Regions from separate parts of the Mus musculus genome. Here region 2 is linked to region 1. Evidence: chromatin contacts called from ENCODE Hi-C or POLR2A ChIA-PET data. All regions are on one chromosome and are shown on one strand. Each heading gives the region's core, a stretch centred on a gene start or an enhancer-like site at or near the end of the contact. The rest is flanking DNA. Distances are from core to core; before and after follow the strand shown. Region 1 holds the start of Perp (PERP, TP53 apoptosis effector). Region 2 has its middle 42 kb from the start of Perp.

Evidence for each region. A loop is a pair of places that touch in the nucleus more often than their neighbours do. ChIA-PET counts read pairs that join two places held with the same protein, here RNA polymerase II (POLR2A).
Region 2: a map of heart shows a loop between it and region 1 (4-fold over the local background). The contact joins the enhancer-like site here to the promoter of Perp in region 1. A Hi-C loop is called at or near these places in 12 of 37 maps with a recorded cell type or tissue (ES-E14, Patski, T-helper 1 cell and 5 more). POLR2A ChIA-PET finds 5 or more read pairs at or near these places in 1 of 5 experiments (Patski).

The regions. Positions count from the first base shown.
Region 1 is chr10:18,843,631-18,846,330 of GRCm38, reverse strand. It overlaps Perp (PERP, TP53 apoptosis effector), which reads right to left and starts at 1,260. Exons shown (of 3, transcript NM_022032.4): 1 at 925-1,260. The coding sequence starts at 1,138.
Region 2 is chr10:18,885,790-18,888,489 of GRCm38, reverse strand. No RefSeq gene overlaps it. Among named protein-coding and RNA genes, the nearest start is that of Perp, 42 kb to the right of the region's middle. Within about 2 kb of position 1,392, at least 2 of the 3 ENCODE cell types and tissues checked have a DNase peak (open chromatin) inside an H3K27ac peak, as active enhancers do; they include heart, where a contact is called at or near this core.

The DNA of each region.
Region 1 (2,700 bases), core at 11-2,510:
CTGTAGTCTTCTCCTTTTATTGCCTGCCTCCCTGTCTGAGGAAGTTCTTCCAGGGAGAAAAAGCTGATAAGGGCCAGAACCCAAACCAAACAGCGTCTGGCAGAAGTCCTGGGTGCTTTAGGAAAAGAATCAAGTTATGGTTAATCTAGAAAATGAATGAAAACAAAAAAAGTAACTTGCTTCCTTTAAAGGGGGCAAACTGACCCGTAAAGCCTGCACACTGCTCCCTACACACTGCTGGTCACTACTGTCTCCATCCTAAACAGGAGGGACACTTGCTTGAGGGAGAAAAGGCTTTTCTTGGTTTTGTTTTTTCAAAGACTACTACTAACTTGTAAATCAAGTACTTGGGGCCTTTCCCTGGCAGAGGCAAACAGAGTTCCCCTGCGATGTGTACAGAGTTTCCCTGCGATGTGTTAAAAGTGGCAACTCAACTTCAGTGAAGTGTTTACTTCTCCGATTTTAAATCAGACTCAGATAAACTTCCTTAACATTCACTTTTCAACGAAGGCCACTCCCCAGAACAAGAATGAACATGAAACAGCTCCACAGCTAAGATACTGAAATATCTATCTAAATCATAACTGCTCCTACTTGGCCTGAAAGGACTTTCTCATAAGATTAAAAAAAAAAAGTTTAAGTTAGATGAAATGAAATGAATTCACCCTGGCATATTATTTATTTTTATACGTACTTTGCAATGACTGGCATCAGTTTGCACTGGTAACTGAGAAACTTTACTTTTAAATGAGTTGGAGTCTTTCAGGGTTGAGCCTGATTCGGGTCACCCAAAACTGCTGCTTCTGAAGTTTGAACTCTAAGCGGACTTTGAAACACCCACTACCCCTGACCTTTTAAAGATCAGCTCCAGCTGCTACCACAGCTCAGGCCCCCAAGGGCTTCCCGGAGGCGGCGGCCACTCACCGTACTCCATGAGGCTCTGGCAGCCATCGTCGTAGGAGCCGCTGCCGCCGCCCTCGTCGAAACACCTCCACCAAAGCGACGATGTCTGGATGTGGTTGCTAGACTGCAGCCAGCCGCGGCCGGCCAGCGCGATGATGTCGAAGGCGATGGCGCTGAGCAGCAGCAGGGGCAGGATCCACCTGCAGCGCTCGCAGGCCAGGCCGCAGCGCAGCATGTCGTCGGTGGCGGCGGGCGCGGAGCGGAGGAACGCCGGGCAGGAGCAGCGGCCAAGAGTGGTCCTGCGAGCGCTGACACCGCGACTAAAGGAAGAGGCGGCTCCCCCGAAGACGCGGCCCCCGGGCTGGCGGCGGGGGAGCGGCGCTCCAGCCACACCTTGATTCCGGTGACTCAGAGCGCACCGCCCCGACCTGCTGGGTCACCCGGGCGGCAGAGCTCAGGCTCGCCCCGGGCTCGTCGCCAGGGTGGGCGTGCCTGTGCCTCCAGCCGCCTGCAGTCCCACCAGATTGCCGCCAGCCCAGCGCACACACCTGTGGACACTCCAGCGCCAGCCTGTGCTCTGCCCTAAATTAACACAGTGTAAGGAGCATGGCTAAGGCTACACTTGAGCTCCAAGCACCGTGCCCAGGACATCCCAATAGCCTGTGAAATAAATGATGGGCCCTAAAATGTAAGGACTTGTGGGTTCAAACCTGGGAGCGTCTGTCCCTGGCTTCCACAGGCAGATCCTACACTTCCTGCCCGGATCTACCTTTGGACCTTGGCTCTTGCTGCCATAGACACGCAAATGTTCTGTGCTCTGGTGGTTCAGGCTGGGTGACCAGCAGGTCCCAGTGGCTCACTCTAGGTTGCGGAGGCTGTCTCTTAATCCGGGTAGCTTTGGTGTTGATAACTTCAGTTCCCTTTGCCCCAGTTAGTGTGTTCCCCACACATCTACCCTTTCTATCTACTTTACACAGTTTTTGTTTTTTCAAATATAAGCACGTGTCAGCATGCACAAGCAACTGAAATCCTCCCCAAATCCTGAGCTAGCTTCTGTCCCTAAGAATCTTCACTTGTAGCAGGGAGGGTGGGGCATCAGCCAGGAGTGGCGCTGAGAGAAACAAATTCCCAGTGCCAGGTCAATGGTGGCCAGGGAGAGATCAACCAGAGCATTCACTTTTTACCCCGTGCCCCGAAATCTTCTGACACCTCATGTCAGTTTAAAGATATGGAAAGCACTCAGTGGTATTTCCTTCTTACACAAGACGCTCGCAACAGAAGTAGTTACTAGGACGCATAGACTAAGAACACTGAGAAGATCTGTCTCAGAGTCCAAAGAATATCACTACCCAGCCTTCACTTAGCAGAAACCAGTAAGCATTTCAGTCCTGAAAACCGCAGAGGCACATACACGTTGAGCAAGGTTCATTGCCCACAGGACAAGTGCGGTGCGTATGCCCTAAACGTTAGGACCTAAAGGCTTTCAAACGTAATGAAAATATTTTAGCTAGCTATGTCCTGTGTGGAAAAGTCGTATTTTTACCAATCAAATGAGTTTCCACTGGTGTCTTAATGAATAATTTTGGAATACACACACACACACGCATATATATATATGTTTATATTATGTCCTCATTCTTGTGATACAATTTCCACAGTTTTGTGGAGAGGGACTCCTTAATATCAATCTGGTCAAAGGTAATTTTGACTGTTCAGAATCTCTGAAAGAGACTATAGTAATTAATTGGTTCTGTCGGCTCAAAGGGGAATAAGATATAGTTTATTTCTCAAGGTAAA
Region 2 (2,700 bases), core at 143-2,642, 42 kb before region 1:
GTGACCTGGAAATATAAGCCAAATACTGCCTTTCATCTCCTTAGTTGTTTTTAGCCAGCATGTTTCATCACAGTAACAGAAAGGAAATGAGAACAATGGGAAAGAACACTGAGATTGAATGGCTGCCACCTCCCCTGTCTGGTGCTTGGAGGAGAAGGATGTCAAACAGTTGCAAACCTTCTCACTGAATCTATTACCACAGAGCCAATGGCAGCCTCTTTTGTTGAGTATATAATAGAAAGCATCTAATCCTAGGAAGAATGGTGCATGATACTAAGGCCAACAGCTACATTTTAACCTGGAACCTGTGGGGAGCCGCCCTCACATTCGCTGTTACAAGATGGCGCTGACATCCTGTGTTCTAAGTGGTAAACAAATAATCTGTGCATGTGCCAAGGGTAGTTCTTCACTCCTTGTGCTCTGCCTTCCCCAAAACGACAACTCGGCCAATGGGCTGCAGCCAATCAGGAAGCGACACGTCCTAGGCGGAGGATAATTCTCCTTAAAAGGGACGGGGTTTTGCCATTTTCTCTCTTGCTCCTGAAGATGTAAGCAATAAAGCTTTTGCCACAGAAGATTCCGGTTTGTTGCGTCTTTCTTGCCAGTTGAGTGGGACGCAATAGGAACCCATGGCTCAACCTCCACTAACAGTTTGGAATAGTGTTATATGCACCACACAGTCCCAAATGGACCAATGTCTAGGTGCTTATGAGGAAATTAGGGAAACTATGAAGAGTATCAAAGACATCCACAGGCCATTGTTACAAATAACCCATTTGTAACCATGCTCCTTTTAATCATTAGAGAAGGGAGCTGCTACTTTGTTTTGGTTCTACCATACACAACAGAAAGTTTATCAGTCATACCTGGATGCTGTGCATAAAACAGTATTGGTTAGAAATTTTGATCTGCAAATCTGATGTTCTTGTCATTGAAAGTGAATAGACATCCTTATTAAAGAATTATTATACATTAGTCTGCAAAAGTGTTGACTGGGTTGGAATGTGCCTGTACTAGCAAATCTCTGGCAGCACACTTGTGCTGTCCTTTCTGAGAAGGAGCCTGCAGTGGTTGGTGTTATCAGGGTATCAGTCACCCCCTTCGGTTCTCATGTGACTGGCGAAGCTAGGAGGATAGTACAGGCAGGTAAACTTTTCCAAAAGAGATAGATGAAGGAGATGCAGGCTTTGGCTGTGTTCAGGAGCAATGGTCCATTCCCTTGGGGTCTCTGCAGTTTCAAGACTCACATCAACAGACTCCCAGGGATGTTACAAGATAAGCTAGAATATAAGCGGTGTGTACTCTCCTCCTCTTCTATTTTTACCACAGAAGTTCCTCTTTGCTGAGCAGTCTGGAGTGTGACCAAGCTGGCTTCCTGCCAGTTCACTTCAGATCCCAGGAACTGTGTCTTGTGAGGGGAACACAGGAGGACTAGTGTTATGTTGGCAGGTCAGGCACACCAGGGCTGTTCTCAGGGTGACCTGTCAGCAGCGGGACCAGGACTGAGGACTTAGAAACCCCTCCTCTCATTTCATTCTCAGACAAGGGAAGACTTACCTAGTGCTTCTCATTCTGAACTGTAAGTAATATAGGAAACAAATCATCTGGGATATGACTCTGTGAGGCACTTAAAAATAGCAATACTCAAATTGTAAGAGATTTAAATTCTGGGCTGGAGACATAGGTCAGCAATTAGTGTATTGCTCTTGCAGAAGACTCCAGTTGGGGTTCTAGCACCCACATATGACAGTTCACGGTCTCCTCTAACTCCAGCTCCAGTACTTCCAATGCCTCTCTCACCCACAATGGCACTACACTCGTGTGTACAGACCTACTTTTAGACATACAAGAAATTCAAACGTAACACAGCCTCTTGCAGAGTTTCCCCAACCCTACTCTCTCCTTCAACGGTCATGGCTAATTTTGTGTGGAGGTTTTCCAAATTTGCACCTACATTTATAGTCAACCTATAAAAATGGAAAAATATGCATGTGTATAAATATAAAATATAATTATGAATATGCCTATGTAAACATACTATTAAGATATACTGTATGTCAATCTATAATATTTATTATGCTATAAATTATACCTGCTATAACTACTTTATTATATTTATGTTACTGTTGTATACATATAAATGACTATATAAAATATATGAGTGTGGTGAAAGCATTTTTCTGAAAATATCTCTTGACCCCAAAGAGGATGAATTTTTACTGGACCTTGAAGCTGAGTTAATAATATACCTTGAGTTCCTTAAGACTACGGACCTAGCCTGTAAGCCTCCAGTGTACTCAACCTGCTTGAGTTTGACCTATCTTTAAGGTAGCAATGCAACCAACCTTACTAAGCCTTGGATTTCTCACACAATCATCTTTTTCAGCCCTGATCTTGATGTATAGCTTACATTTTAAGTTACATACTCTTCCCTGACCCAGCCCCTGGCCCAGACTAACGTGTGTGTCTTGCACGCGTTTGCGACCGGCCAGGAAAGATGCAACAAACCGGAATCTTCTGCGGCAAAAGCTTTATTGCTTACATCTTCAGGAGCAAGAGAGAGAATGGCGAAACCCCGTCCCTTTTAAGGAGAATTATCCTCCGCCTAGGACGTGTCACTCCCTGATTGGCTGCAGCCCATTGGCTGAGTTGTCGTCATGGGGAAGGCAGAGCACATGGAGTGGAGAACTACCCTTGGCA